Linked DNA regions of Homo sapiens: regions 1 and 2 are each linked to region 3. The links are chromatin loops, found by intact Hi-C in ENCODE. Cell type or tissue: Calu3. All regions are shown on one strand. Links, peaks and the distances in the headings refer to the core of each region. The heading gives the core; the rest is flanking DNA.

Evidence for each region. A loop is a pair of places that touch in the nucleus more often than their neighbours do. Peaks named below come from ENCODE experiments on the same cell type or tissue, not always from the same donor. Only the 100,000 strongest peaks of a DNase experiment are listed, where the experiment ranks them.
Region 1: a loop joins it to region 3, with 7 times the contacts of the local background. A loop is called at or near these places in 2 of 110 quality-filtered maps.
Region 2: a loop joins it to region 3, with 9 times the contacts of the local background. A loop is called at or near these places in 8 of 110 quality-filtered maps.

What each region holds. Positions count from the first base shown.
Region 1 is chr4:134,648,379-134,653,957 of GRCh38, reverse strand. No RefSeq gene overlaps it. Among named protein-coding and RNA genes, the nearest start is that of LINC02462, 230 kb to the right of the region's middle. In Calu3, for the core only: no CTCF peak of the experiment used is centred there; no DNase peak of the experiment used is centred there.
Region 2 is chr4:134,904,061-134,909,639 of GRCh38, reverse strand. No RefSeq gene overlaps it. Among named protein-coding and RNA genes, the nearest start is that of LINC02485, 220 kb to the left of the region's middle. In Calu3, for the core only: no CTCF peak of the experiment used is centred there; no DNase peak of the experiment used is centred there.
Region 3 is chr4:134,467,845-134,473,423 of GRCh38, reverse strand. The region is part of intron 3 of LINC02462 (long intergenic non-protein coding RNA 2462); the gene reads right to left. Among named protein-coding and RNA genes, the nearest start is that of LINC02462, 47 kb to the right of the region's middle. In Calu3, for the core only: no CTCF peak of the experiment used is centred there; a DNase peak (open chromatin) is centred at 2,693.

The DNA.
Region 1 (5,579 bases), core at 1,868-4,367, 180 kb before region 3:
GCAATCTGTTAATACCTATATAAACGTAAACAATTCCCGAATTGAATATTTCCTCTTTCAGGAATCAAGCCAATGAAATTCAAAGCACTATTATCTAGGCTATATGCAAAACTATGTTTATTATCATAATTTTGTATTTGGGAAATATTGGAAACCACTTGAACATTTAAGACTACTAGAATATTTAAATAGGTTTTAGAATGTTGTGCAAATACTGCATAAAATGGGTTACATTTGTAGTTACTATCTACTAAAACATTGGTATTCACAATGTAATGTTATTTGGAGATGTTGAAGCAAAATCCTGAACATACATATATATTTAAATAAATATATTATGATATTTTCTTTTCTTTTTGGTAATGCACAAAGAAATCTATATAATTGGATGTGTTGTTTAACTGCATAAACATGGAAAAAGTTGTGAAGAAATACACAGTAACTGTTATTAATATAACTGGGGAATTATAGCAAGAGGAAATAGGTAGTTGACTAACACAAAACAAATCTGAAGAAAAGGTATAAATTATTATTTTGATTAATTGAAAAAAGAGAACCTAAAATCCCTATACAAAAAGTACATAATATATATGAAATTTAAATATGAACGTATATAAGAATTAACATATAGTATGGCCAACTGAAAATACAGATTCAATTACATTCAATTACATGATGAGAAATTGAATATTAAGGATTTTAGATTTTTGTCATTACTAAAAATACACACATAGGCAACTACCAATTTATAGTGTTTTATGACTTTTATTTTAAAGTAACACTGGATAGGACATTTCTACTCCCAATATCAATTTTCTTTTGTGATTGAAAGCATACAAATAACTATTTTTTACTCTATTTTATGTTTTGAAACACTTTTTTTTTTTTTTTTTTTTTGAGATAGAGTCTTGCTGTCACCCAGGCTAGAGTGCAGTGGTGTGATCTTGGCTCACTGCAACCTCCGCCTCCCAAATTCAAGCAATTCTCCTGCTTCAGCCCCCCGAGTAGCCAGGATTACAGGCACCCACCACCGCATCTGACTAATTTTTGTACTTTTAGTAGAGACGGGGTTTCACCATCTTGGCCAGGCTGGTCTTGAACTCCCGACCTCGTGATCCACCTGCCTCGGCCTCCCAAAGTGCTGGGATTACAGGCATAAGCCACCACGCCCAGGTTTTAAAATCCTTTCTAAACCACGTGTAAGAACTTGATATATTTTCCAAAAATAATTCTATATTCAAATATACAAAATACTTCAATAAGGAATATTTATAACGCTGTTTAAATGACACAAATATTGACTAATACATATTTTTTCAGAATACTTCTTTGAAGATTGTTTTCTCAGCGTAGCTAAAATTTACATGCAACGTTGGCATGCAGAAAGTTTAATGGCTAAAATAATTTAGTCATCACTTAGAATACATCTTAGCATGTATTTCTGGTAAGAATTACATATATTTTTGTGGATACTGTAGCTTTATGAGGGTATTCAAATTTATTGGGAAGTTCCCATTTTGAATTGGTGGAGGCTGAATTTATACAGAACAAAGCAAGTAAAATATGTAACTATCTAGTTTATAGATAGAAACAAATTGATAATATACAAGTCAGAATACTCATTCACGTCTCTGATGACCAAACTGCCGATATCATCACTAATCATCACTAATTCTCCTTTTCATTTTGTGGTGTTTATTTATTAATAGGAACACTTCCATTTTGAAACTTCCTTGAAGGAATTGATTCTCTTTAAAAGAAAAAAAAAAGAAAGAAAAGAAAACCTTAGAACTAGTATTTCCCTGGAGTATCCCATATCACTTTTCCTCTCACAGAGGAAACTCAACTCACAGAGTTTCTGATTAGAAAAAATTCTGTGAGATTTCCCTGTAGAGAAAGACCCTGCCTTGGGGAAAAGTCCCAAGTCAATGTGAGAAGCCACAAGGAAGAGAGCGTTCTCTCTAGAAATTTAAATCAGTCTTCAGGGGGAAAAAATGGAAAGGCTCACTCTATTTGACACAGAAATTTATAACAAAAGGGAAAGCTAATTCTTAAGAGACTTTGCATTTATATGTTCATTTCTAGCATTATTAAGGACATTTTTTTAAAAGAAGAAAGAACAATTATGAAATTTTAATTGCTGTTTTAAGAGATTGTGGCTAAAGATATAAAGAAAATATATTATGAGTTTATTCTTTCATTTTAAATAATTGAATTGAAAAACAATCAAATTATATAATAAAATCAGGGAATTCAGTTTTGTTAAATGAAAACATTATGGAATATATATTTTAAACAGAATATTCACTTTTATTTTAATATTTACTGCTATAATCCATGAACATAATTAATAATTTTGTTACTCTTAGGGTCTAGTGCCTTGATCTGGATAATGAATCATTTATAAAGAAGTAAACCCCAGGGAAGTATGTGTAAATCATTTCTCTACTCCATGCCTAAAGTGGTTTAGACATTTTACATTAGAATATATTCCTGGTGGGTTACATAAATTCCTGTGGGTATATTAGCCTCCAGGTAGACTTGACTGACCCTATGCCCTTTTTAATTGGAATGAGAAAATAAATTACAATAATTTTTAAATTCTAAAAATCAGGTCAGGTGCGGTGGCTCATGCCTGTAATCCCAGCGCTTCAGGAGGCCGAGGCAGGTGGATCACGTGAGGTCAGGAGTTCGAAACCAGCCTGACCCACATGGTAAAACGTCGTCTTTACTAAAAATACAAAAGTTAGCTGAGCATGGTGGCGGGCGCCTGTAATCCCAGCTATAGGGAGGCCGAGGCAGGAGAATCACTTGAACCAGGGAGGCAGAGGTTGCAGTGAGCTGAGACCACACCACTGCACTCCAGCCTGGGCAACAAGAGCAAAACTCCATCTCAGAATAAATGAATGAATGAAATTTTTAAAATCAAAAGACTAATGGGTACTTCAAAAGCATCCAGAAATCACATAATACTTATTTGTATAACCTTGATTTTCTCTTAATTTGACAAGAAAATAGAAAAATGAATCAGACTTTCCTCCAGCTTGTTTTTTTTTTTTTTTCCAGGAGGGTAAGAGGACAGTTCTATCATGGCTGGGATAGCCAAAATTTGCAAAGGCATTCTATGATTCCATTGTGCAAAAGCCAATACTAGAGCCAAAGTGTGTGGGCAATGGAATGATACCGTAAGTGACCATGTGAACCATGTAAATATCTCCCAAGTTCTCCGTACCAGAAATTTATCAAACTTTCCTTAATTTATAGCTGAAAATATTGGTAATCAATACAAGGCCATAAACACTAGGGAGTGCTGTTGGGATGGAAAGTTACAGTGGAAATAGATGAAAATCTTATGCATTTGGTATTAAAATCATCTTACTTTTGTAACTCTTACTGATAAAAAAAAAGGTAGCCATATAAGCATATTGCAAGGAAAGAACATTGAACCTTAATTTTTGTTAGCTTCAAAGTAATCTAGCTTATTACTGTAGCTATATTGATTAGAACATTTTGGAAAAATTCCTAAACACAGGCTGTCCTATAAACTGAATGATAGTTACAGAAAACAACTATCCTGGAAAATCTGGGATTGCCTTGGTTGACAAATAATTCTCCATATATCTCTCCGTGTACCTCTATATGCTTTACTATTTGTTATAACCTTAAATTTTTGTTTTGAAAAGTTTTGATTTGAAAATAAGTTCAGTACATGATAATTTCTATAATAAGCTATCAAATAAACAAAAAGAGTTGCTTTCAAATTTGGGTATCTTTTCAATTATTTCTCATACATATACAAGCTTATATAAAGATTAATGCATTATCAATATCAATAAATGTAAAGATACAGGAATTATGATAGATCCAAACTACATACAGCCATATTGGTAGCAATACAAATAGGGAATAAGTAAATTACAGTCATAATGTTTTAGAATCTTTCCTTTGTACTAAGTATCCTTATTTTAGACAGCAGTTTCTTTTCTGCCATTTTGGTTTTGTTGATGTAATCTTTTAGGTCACATTCTAAACATACCAAGAATACTGCCAGGTAATAATGGCAATTACAATGCCTAGAAATTTTACCCTACCAGTAGGTAGTGTTAAAAATCCTAATATATTTTTGAATAAGTGAATATATTTGATGGATTTTGTAGATTTAAGATCATTTTTAAGAGTCATCAAATTGATTTTATTAAAATTTCAATTCTCAGCATGGCTGGAGGTAATGGATTACTCAGAAATTTATCCTGCAATTACCTCAAGTTCAGGATAATGATATCCTTGCCAGATGCAAGACTCTTCCAAATTTTTTTTTTGATATGTTAACTTCTAATAATTTCCAATGATCTTTACCATATTATTTTAAAATTTAAGTATCAACAGTTTTCCCTAAATTGATTATACTACAAATATATCAAAACTATTTCAATAGTTCACAAATGCAATAAACTATAAAATAAAAAATACCCTTGTCATGACCATTTTAACTACCTAGAAGTAAATATTGTTATTTGTGTCCTGTTTATTCTGCTAGTTGTATTTCTCACACTTTGAAATTTAAAATAAATGAAACTATGTAAACTTTTTGACACTTTGATTTGTTTCACTTATATTAGAGATATTTTTATCTCAGTAATTTTGGTGATTTTTATAAGAACATGTATCCTGGCCGGGCATGATGTCTCATGCCTGTAATCCCAGCACTTTGGGAGGCAGAGGCAGGCGGATCAACTGAGGTCAGGAGTTCGAGACCAGTCTGACCAATATGATGAAATCCCATCTCTACTAAAAATACAAAAATTAGGCAGGCATGGTGGCATGAGCCTGTAATCCCAGCTACTCAGGAGGCTGAACCAGAAGAATCGCTTGTACTGAAGAGGTGGAGGTTGCAGTGAGTTAAGATCGCACCATTGCACTCCAGCCTGGGCAACAAGAGTGAAAATTCGTCTCAAATAATTAAAAAAGAAAATGTATCCCATTGTACAATGTAAAACAAGAAAAATGTATCCCATTGTACAATGTAAAACAAGAAAAATGTATCCCATTGTACAATGTAACATAGGAAAAAGTGTTTTCAATATTACACAGTATATTGCATCTTTCAAACCTACTCATTCATAAATAAGAATTTACTTTGCTGATTGCTATTTCCCATATTTGAGTATAATATCTGAAAGCACATTTGCTCTCTGCTTTTTAGTTTTCCTTCACTTTCTGCCATAAAATTTCCCCAGTCCAGTAATCTAGTAGTCTTCATAGAAAAACACAATAGCATTTCTTTATTTATAGATTTTCTTTAATTTATAAATGACCTTTTTAATTGAGGCACCTCTTTAGATCCCTTATATTTTGACATTGGAAGCTAGAGTCTCTCACAAAACTAGTAAATTGGCAATTTATGTTGTACTATTTAAAGGAAATAATTCACCAGTTCAGAAAAGTCAATATAAAAAGTTATTTTACATGGTATAAAATATTGATACCCTTGATGTGGTGTTGCTGTGTGACCCCCAGCCAAATCTCATCTCAAATTGTAATCCCCATGTGTTGAGGGAGAGACTTGGTGGGAGGTGATT
Region 2 (5,579 bases), core at 1,700-4,199, 440 kb before region 3:
GAAATCATTTTCTCAAAGGGCCTGTATCTCTTCTAAAGCAAACAATTTGATCAATACTTAAAAGAAAATTTAACAAGGTTTTAAACAGAGTAAAAGTGATTTTACTGAGAACATATTTTTTCTCAGTTTGAAAGAGAATCAATTGGTGACTGTTATGATCTAAGAACTCCTCTTTGTTCTTTAATTTCCATGCTAATTGACAGATATAGAGAGTTGGATTAAGCATTTTTTAAAACATTACTTCAAATGCTAAAAGAAAGAATTTTAGGAGATATGATAACATTTTTTAAACTGACTGGAAAACATCAGTTACCTTTTCCTGGAGCATTTAATACTAATTTCATTTTTGTATTTAAAAATAGTTTATTAATGTATTATAAATCTATCTTTCATCCATTTTTAATGTTAATTTTTTATCATTATGTTTATATATTTTTCCTTTTAGCTTTGATGGTAATGTTTTAAATCTATAGTTCACAAATTAATGAATCATTAATATGAAACTAATAAATCTGTTAAAAAGACCTTCAGCAAGATGTATGTGCTTCACCTTAGATAAAACTAGTAACTTTAAAGTGTATATAAGTAACAGATATTTAAAGATAGTTTACTTATATGAAGCAGACATTCTCTTGCTTGTAAGATGCATGTTGTACTAAAGAGAGCAGGGCTAATGTCGATAAGTTGGGTGGTGGAGCTATCTAGACTACTATCAAATTGTATAACATTAACAAAACCACTTTATCTCTGAATAACAGTTTCCTAATGAAGGTGTATATAATCAGTTGCTTGGTGACCAGATTAATTGAAAATTTGTTAGAAAGTTTTAAAAAAATAAATTGAGAGCAAGAAGTTTTCCTCACATATCTTCTCCTTGAACAGGGAGTTATATTTTAAGTATTCCTCTCCTCCATTGAAGTGGAATGGAATTGTCCTAAGCTGTAGATTAAAAAATGCCTTAGTAGAGAAGTATTCTTTCTCTATTAAAACAGCATGAATTAGTACACATTACCATGCCAAAGGTGGCTATTGAGTCCTAAAAGAATTGACAATCTTTGCAGATATAGGCAGAAAAATTACAATTGCAATCATATCTCAGGCTGCTTTGTGTCCATCTCTACTTTTTTTTTGCTGGACAGATTGCGGATGGAGAGGAGAGACGATCAAGGCACTAACTTGTAGTCAATGCAAGTCATGCTTGTTTTTTCTGTTGTTTCATTTTAAGATTTTACCTTTTTATAATAGAGAACAAATTGGGAACCAATTGAAGCCTGGAGGATTTTGCAAAAAGTTAATGACGTTTTCTGGTTTTGCTTCTTTCTCATCAGATCTCTCACCCTCCTTAAATCATGTATGACCGGAAAAGCAGACATTTAGTGTCATTTGGGTTAAATTTAAGGTACCTGTGCCATACTAGGCACTGTCTGCTCAAGGGGAGAGATGGAGGCCAGGGATAGTTTTCAGTGTGTAAAGTGGAACTTAGTCAAGTTTCTGTGAATAATTGGAGAGGTAGGAATCATTGCTTCAGGTGAACAGATGCAGGTGCTTGCCTTGACAATTGGACTTTTGTCGTTTTTGGCATGCATCATTCTCGGCTAATAACACATTGGCACCTTCAGACTAATCCTGGGCAGTAAAATATGTCATAATGTGTTTTCTTATTTTACACAGACTGAGGATTTTACACTTGGGTAACACAACCACCTGAATGGGTGCATTTGCCAACACTGTGAACTCCAGACACATTTTGTTGAAACAAGTGGTATAAAGCCATGATCTGTGTGGAAATAAGATGGATAAATTATGGCGCAGAATCTCCCTGTAAAATTAAAAAGCACAAAAGACTCCGGTGTTCATTTTTATCTTAGACTAGTTTAAAAGTGGGTATTTTTCACGTTCCGGTTCAAATATAATAGGGACTTAATGAAAGTAAAATGATGACTTATACTTTTTTGAGTACAAAAAAATTACAAAATGTTAACCATGTTTATATTATGAAATATGTTTTATATGAATTTATAACTGTAATATTCAACTATTGAGCCATATTAGAACTATTTTCATCTGCACTCAAACAGTTATGGAAATTAGTCATGGAAGCACCTAGCAACTTTGTCAAAGGGCTAATTGGCACTCTTCTATGGAGATCTACTAGGACCCATATTGTTTCCATTCTCCTTCAGAGAAATAGCAAGTCTTTTAATTAAGAAAGATATGTGATATTCAGATTCTAGTAATTCCCCAACCTATGTGTCTGTAACATTCAGTGTAGATAAAACAAGACTGTGAAATTCTAGCTATCTAGATTAAGTCATGCATTTCTGTGCAAGTTTGAATAATTGATGATTTGAATCTAAACATGTGCAACATAAAAATGGCCTGAACACAGACACAATGTTGAAAATATAATTTCAAAGTCTCCTCATTTTTGAAATATGTAACATTATAACATACAGATATGCATGTGCATATCGTTTTATATGTAATATATGGCATTTTAATATAATTTCATATTTTAGATGTCATGTTATATATATGTATGTAAATATTTGTATGTTTATGACTAAAGGGAATACCATGAAAAATGTAAATAAATATCATCTTTGGGTATTGAGATTATTAGTTTTTTTTTCCTTTTCACAAGATGAACTATTTAAAATAATTAACTGAACTTCCAAAACACCAATAAAGACAACGCAGAACAACATGCACCAAAATATACTTGAAAGTAACAAATCCTATGGGCACAATTTTTGAAATTACAAAACCAAGGTCTCAGGATCAGCACTAAACAGGGCAGAGTTATTCTCTTAGATATGATTTGATCAGCATCTTATAGTGGTAATTTATGTTTAGTATTTATTTATGTTTTTCTGCCTTTTCTTATTCTATGTCTGTTTCTCTCTGTAATTATTAAAAATAAAGGAAGTTTAAAGTTTTTAGGACATATACGCCTTGACCCAACCATACTCTTTTCAAAAATGTTTAATAGGACAGTCTCAGTCAGGTGAGGGCAGCAAAGAGCAGAGAAAAAAGAAAGCCATTTCTCTATCCCTTGGGCAGAGTAGCTAGGGAACTGTTTGAAGCAGGACAAGCTTTGAGAGGAGTGAGGAGCAGAGACCAGGTGTAGGTGTGGCAATGACCCATGCAAGGGGCTTTAATCTCATAAGGATTTTGCACTTCATAGTTTTAGAAATAATAAGGTGGCAGCAACATGCATATTGAGTAAGCATGAAAGTTACTGCACGTGGTTTTCAAGCATCAGAAACCAAAGTCAGGAAAGCAAGATAATTTTAACAAGTCATTCAGACATTGGATGGATCTGCAAGTGCTAGTTTATTTTATCAGTGGTCCTTCAATGTCAGTCTATACTTGTAGATAGATATGTCTAGCCATAGCAAAGCCCTATACAATCCAAGAAAAGGAAAATGAGCATTAAATAGTACCCCATCATTTCAGCTTTTAATGCTGTGCCCCACTTACAGACTCACAGTTTGCCTTCGAGAGTTTCAGAAAAAATAAGAATTGTGTTCAGAAGGGAGGGGGCAACGTAACATTCCTCTATTGAAAACATTATAGTCCTTTTTTAGGGCATGCATTAAAAATGTATCAGTGACCATGACGTTAATAATGATAAGCAAAAAGAAAAAACTCTAAAAATTATTAGCAAAGGAGGCATCCTTAGAGGGACAAACATTTTATAGGCTGCAACTTAAAATTTAAGTGGACTCTCCAGAGGGTAAGGTTTGTTCTCTCTTAATGTAGCAGCATATTTTGTGAGAGAAGAGTATCCTTTAAAGAGCATAGTGGCCATTCTTCTGACTCCCCCAGAATACATATGAAAACATGTACCTAACTTACCTCAAAAAAAATCTGTTATTTTTCTGTTACTATAGTACACCATCGCTTTTGCAAATTACAAGCAGAGTACGTTATAGTTAATAATGACAGTGTATTTTATACCCCACCACCTTCAAAAAAAATCTGATACCTTTCTGTTACTATAGTTCACCATCCCTTTTGCAAACTACAAGCAGAGTAAGTTATAGTTAATAATGAAAGTGTATTTTATACCCAAGGTTACACTAGAGGAGAAAAATATGTTAATTTTTTTAAAAAAACCCACTTACATTCTGAGTTAAGTATTCCAAAAAGAATAACATGCATATTTAAGAAGTGATAAAGCATTGCAGATTATGTCTAAAATATCCATCAAACTTTAGTTTTAATCTTATTTTCATATATTATATGTTAACAGTGCAATTTTTTTTTGTAATAAATCAGCAGGCTCCACTTTTTATGTTTTCTGACAGATTTCAAGCCCCATCCCTCCTTCTTTCCCTCTTGCTCCATTCCTGGGCTAGTCAATAAGAAAGCCCAGGTGCTCCCTCATTTGGCATAGGTGGGAAGTACAAATCATGGAAATCGTGTAAGCTCCCATCTCTATCCAAAATCACCATAAAATCTCACTTACTCTCACTTTGTCTCCCAAGCCATGTTTGAACCTGCTTGGGAGCTTTCTCTGCTTTCCACAGATAGCACCATTACATGAATAAAAGTCATCTTCATATCCTCTTGGTGCTGTGTGTCATCATCTGTCTTGACATCCAAATCAAATTTGGGTTGATGGGCTTATCCTTCTTCCATGGCATGATGGTTAATTTTTATAAATCAACTTGACTGGGTTAAGGGATGCCCAGATAGCTGACAGTTTTTTTTCTGGATCTTTCTGTCAAGGTGTTTCTATAGGAGATTAGCAATTGAATCAGTAGATCAAGTAAAAAAGATCCCTCACTATTGTGGGTGGGCTTTATCCCATCCTTTGAGGGCTCAAACACAAAAAAGAAAAAAAAAAGACAGACGAATGACCAATTTACTACTCTCTCTGTTTGAGCTGAGACATCCATTTTTCTTGGCTCTCAACCATAGGTGCCCTTGGTTCTTGGGCATTTGGAATGAAACCAGGATTCACAACCCAAGCCCCTAATCCTCAGGTCTTCCAGCTACATCACTGGCTTTTCTGGTTCTTCAGTTGTGCTCATGGCACATCATGACACTTCTTGGCTTCCATAACCATGTGAGCCATTTTCCATTAAAAACCTCCTTAAATATATCTCTCTATCTACCAGCTATCATCTATCTATCTAACTATCTATCCATCTATCTATCGTCTCCTATTGGTTCTTTTTCTCTGGATATCCCTAATACACTTAGTGTGACTGCAGTATATTCTTTTCAGTGGACATGTTTGTTTCATTTAATGCTGTTTAGATTTTCCTAAGATATTTTAATAATACTTTGCAAGCATCATTATTTTAAGATATGATTTTTAAGAAGAAATTTGGAATTATTAGCTAATTGCCTTCTCTTAGCTTTTGAGATTATTTGCTCTTGCTTCTCTAGTTCTTTTATTTGTGATGTTAAAGTGTCAATTTTAGATCTTTCCTGCTTTCTCCTGTGGGCATTTAGTGCTATAAATTTCCCTCTACACACTGCTTTAAATGTGTCCCAGAGATTCTGGTACGTTGTATCTTTGTTCTCATTGGTTTCAAAGAACATCTTTATTTCTGCCTTCATTT
Region 3 (5,579 bases), core at 1,280-3,779:
CCCTAATATAGTAAGTGTAGAAAAGTGAGTAAAAATCCAAGTGAAATTGCTTTGCAAAAGTATAGTTGTGATAATATGAAAAGAAAATAATAGGCCAGGCACAGTGGCTCACACCTATAACACCAGCACTTTGGGAGGTTGAGGCAGGTGGATCATTTGAGGTCAGGAGTTCGAGACCAGCCTGGCCAACATGGTGAGACCCCCATCTCTACTAAAATTACAAACATTAGCTAGGTGTGGTGGTGCATGCTTATAATTCCAGCTACTGGAGAGGCTGAGGCAGGAGAATCACTTGAACCTGGGAGAAGGAGGTGGCAGTGAGCCGAGATCATGCCACTGTACTCCATCCTGGGAAACAGAGTGAGACTCTGTCTAAAAATAAAGAAAATAATAAAAGAGATGTATTCTGATATTAAATAGTGTGTTCTTTAAAGTGTTTATTGAGCTTTGTCATACTGTCTGAAAGCATTTAGGAAAGAAATCTTTTCTCATATTTTAAGAGAGAGAGTTTTTTTGGCAATGGAATATATTTAACATATTTAACAATAAGCAATAAAATAGAACCTTTTTGACAGAGATATTAAACGTTAAGTTTGAGTCACTTTGTGTCATTGAACACTTAATTAAGAAGAGAGCTCAGGCCAGCTATTCTTGGAAAGTTGTAGGTGTGACTCATGAAGCAGAGTTAAGGATGAAAGGAAGCCATTTCTTTTAAAAAAAGTTGATGTTTGTAACAGTTTAAAAATTTTCTTTGTTTCTTTTATCTCTCTCTCTTTCTCTTTTTCTTTCTTTCTTTCCTTCTTTCCTTCTTTCTTTCTTTCTCCTTTCTTTCTTTCTTTCTTTCTTTCTTTCTTTCTTTCTTTCTTTCTTTCTTTCTTTCTTTCTTTCTTTCTTTCTTCTTTCCCTTCCGTCCTTCTCTCTCTTTCTCTTTCCCTTCCTTCCTTCCTTCTCTCTCTTTCTTTCTTTCTGTCTTCCTTCCTTCCTTCCTTCCTTTCCTTCCTTCTTCCCTTTCTTTCTTTCCTCTTTCTTCTCTCACCTTCCCTCTTTTTTAAAAAAACATTTTAACAGTTCTTAATTTTCTAAATTTGAGACAAGTACTATTGATAAAATACAGCAATTACTGTTTTTCAAGTAGCCGTTGCGAAAAACTTGAAATTGACTATACATATATGAAAATTAGTCCTAATATTTTCATACTGTTTTACTTTAGTTAATTTATGTCAGTTTTTATCACTTATTTTTGAATTTCATTGCTGTTCACAGTTTCATAGAAAATGATGCTATGACTTCTCAGTCAAATACATGATTATTGAATATATGTAGAGGCACAGAAATAAAGTAACAGAATGTAATTTGATGTATCAGTAAAGAAAATACCTGCCAAGGAAGAAGAGCTACAATTCCATATTTACTTGCAAAACAGCAATGTGTTTCACAAGACTTACAAAGAGAGGTGCTGAGAAGTAGCTGAAGCTCTGGTATGTTTTGTTACTGAGATAACTGTAAGTGGATTGGCTAGAACAGTGAGGCAATGAAACTGGAGGCAGAAAGATAGAAAAACTCCCTGGAAACTTTAGAAAGAAATTTCAAAGCAACAATATGCTGGAGTGAGGGATCTTGTGAAAGCATCACTAAGACATTGTGTTATTGCTTAGTTGGCAATATTAGAATTATTTTGTGGTGGTACCTATGAGAGTGAGTCATCTCTTAATTGGGGGCAGCTTAGATTTGATTAAGTATATAATAGTAATTATTATACATTGCATTTTTAAAAGTCTCTATTTCTTGCGTCCATATTTTGAATATTTTTGGTATAATAAATCTGTACCTGTAACATTGATTCAATACTCTAATTAACTTTGTCTTTCCTTCAAATCACTAATCACCTAAACTGAAGTACCATATCTTTCTCTTTATATTTTATAAAGGGAACAATTTTAACCATATGTATAAAGATAAAATTAATTAGGGTATATGTAATAGACATTAATATAATCTATCTTCCATTTTATTTGGTATGTGCAGAAATATGAACTGAGGAAGAGCTTTATACTTAACTTTTTCCCTGTATCTAAATGGTAGCAGTCGGTTCAAATGACCAATGGACATGTCTGAGTTTTTTAGATGGTATGGTAAATTATTATTTTAGTACATTTTATTTGAAAATCATTTTCGTCAAAATTATATTGAATAAGCTATCAGCAATGATTAAGTGAAAGGAATATTGGCAGTAAAAGGAAAGAAAGTTCAGGCACATTTTAGAGAAACAATATATGTTAGATTTAATAGAGTATAGGGAATTGTGTGATTTTTGAGTTTATGAAATACTTATTATATTTTATTTAAAACCTAAAATAAGGTTCCACCATCTATATGTTTCTGCTTTAGATGTTTAACAAACACAGGAAATGAACAGCAATGAACACCTTTTCTGTTGGTTAACTGAAACAATGGCTGGATTTAGAATCAGAGTGCTTGGGTGTTAGTTTTTCTTTGTCATGTTTGATTTTGCCTCTCTTACTACCCTGAGATCTCAACTCTGATGTGGATTTAATAAGGAAAACAGTACTGACCTCATAAGGCTATTGTCAAGATCAGAATAGGGCAACGTGTGCAAAGGGGCTTTGTGAACTTTATCAAACAATTACAAGAGAGATGTTGACCTGTGACAACCATGAAGTCGTTAATGTAGTTGTTGTTGCTGCCACCAAGTGGCTGGAGGGTAAGGAAGAGGAAAGGATAAGGGACAGACAAGATTCAGAAATGTTGAGCCTTATGTGCTATCCTAAATAATTTGGATTTTATCCATAGGACAAGGAAAAGCTACCAAAAAGTTTTAAGTGGAGGATTAATATAGTGTGATTTGCTTAAAAAAAACAAAAACTTTACATGACTTACTGATGTTATTGGGATATTTGCAACTACCCGTCTGAACTGGATTTCTCTAATACAAAATAAAGGTAGAAAAGTTTAGTGTCAGCAAAGAACAATTGAGAACAGCTCTGCCAGTGAAATAAAGATTCGGATTTATCAAAGGAAACTCAAACTAATTTTTTAAATGTGCCCAATTGTATACATGGAACACTACCTATTTGCATTATCCTAATTTTAAACTAGGAGATTTTTAGAAATCAATGAGTGTATCTAATAAACAAGATTTAGAAAAGCAGTTACATCTTTATTTTCATATCTATATACGTATTTATTTTTATCACAGAAATAAGTTTAAATTTTATTGCCTTTTGTTGGTAAATGACTAAGTTAAATGGCCATGTTACAATATCCTAAAGATGCTTCAAACTATGCTCTATGGGGTAACTTATAAAAGGCCCAGGGCTATCTCTAGCATTTGGAAATATCTTGAAATGTTTATTAATGGCCTCATAAACCATGTTCATCCTGTTTTTCTGCTGAATTCTTGGCAATTGGAAAAAAGACACTCATTTCATTGCTAGATGTGATCACAGAGGATTCTAAAAGCATATACCTTGCTAAATTCTGATACATACATATGAATTATGAATTTTTAAATCATCAACAAAGATCAGTGTACAGAATTGACTATAAATCACTCTCTCTGGGATTGAGAATACATAATTTTTATGTCCACAGGTAAAGGAAATTTTAAAATGAAATCAGTGGCAATGTTTGAATATGTTGTCAGCATTTGTTTATTTAGAAATTGAAAATCAAATTTATATAATCATCATCTCTTCTAATGAGATGAAAGGCTGTTTTTACATTTTACTGAAACTAAAAAACATAGACATGTGTAGATAGAAAGAATATTGATACTTTATTCCTATTCTAGTTGCATGGATAGCTACATCACATATAGGCAATTAATTAAGTAATTAAATAATTATTCACTTTATTTTTAACAACTATTTTTGGCTATGGAGCGAGATACTATGGATGCAACATTGAGCAAAAGTAGACATGGTCCCACCAGTATCACGACAAGGTCTACACTTAATGGCGCAGCAAATTTGGAGAACATTTTTGAAAATTTTTTCAATCGTTTATGAATTACTACACAAATGACAGATGTGGTTAGAATCTCAGAAGACTAGAAACATCATAAGCATAGTGATGCGTTAATTAGAGTTCTCATATGTAAATAATAGTATTTCAGTTTCTAGGGAGAAAATAGTAATTTTTATGAAGACTGCATTCAGTCTATAGATCAATTTTGGGAAAATTGACATCTGAACAATATAGTCTCATGCAATGTATTGACATGATATATTTATATATTTCTCCATTTATTTAGGTGTTTTTAATTTCTCTCAACTATGTTTGGTACTGTTAATTTTACAGGTGTTATACTTATTTTGTTAAAATTACTACAAATTATTCCATGTTTAATGATGGTATTACTTTTAAATTTTATTTACGCACTCTTTTTTTTTGCTAATATATAGAAATTCAATTGCTTTTGCATATCAATCTGGTATCCAATAATCTTTCCAAACTCACTGGCTATTTCTAGGATATTTTTGTAATTTTAAGGATTTTTAAAAATAGATGATTAAGATATTTGTGCATGTAAATATTACTCAATCATTTCTAGTTTGTATATTTTATTTATTTTTCTTGAATCACTTCTCTACCCCAGCAACTTCATTTTAATCCTTTCTTTTCCCTAATATTTTCCCAATATTCTTGCCTTCCCCAATAGAGAGGAAAAGAATTCAGTCTTTCAACTATGTATTTTGTTTACTCTTGGATTTTAGTAGATGTTTTATATAAGATTTCATGTGGCAGAAATCCAAGATTTCCAGGATGATCTCCACACCTTAATGTTATAACCAATACAATCTTTTTTTTTTTTTTTTTTTTTGAGCATAGGCAGGACTTGTGGCTTGCCTCTAATTAATGGAATATGGCATAGATGATGGGATATCACAACCATGATTGGGTTATAATGTATTAGTCCCTCTTACTTATAAATGGTAGAAGCTTTCCAATGGACCTTGCAAAGGCAAGGTGCTATGACAGACAGACAGGGCCACATGTCAGGCAAGCAAGAGTGACCTGTAGGATCTGACAGCCTCAGTCCCAGACTGTAAGAAACTGAAATCTGCCATAACAACATGAATTTGAAAGAGAACCCTGAGCTCCAGAATACACAACTGAAACCTTGATTGAAGCTTTATGAGATACTGAGCAGGGGACTCAACTAAGTTGTGTACAGACATCTGACCCATAGACACTTTGATATAATAATTGGTGTTCTTTTAAGCTGCTAAGCTTGTGATAATTTCCCACACAGCAATAGAAACTAAATATACAGATAAAATATTTTTTCTTGTATTCTCTTTTTAAAAATTAATTTTGGAGATTATTTTCAATTTTCTGAAATATTTTGTATGGGATTATATTATTTATTGTTTAAATATTTGAAATGAATAACCAGTAATGCCTCTGGGTCTAGATTTTTCTTTGTTGGAAGGTTTTCTGCTACTAATACAATTAAAATCTAGAAAAATCAGCATTTTAATTAATGGTGTTGGTAATTTGTGTTCTTACTCTTTTTTCTTTTATTGCAATAGCTAGATAATGAACAATTTGGCTGA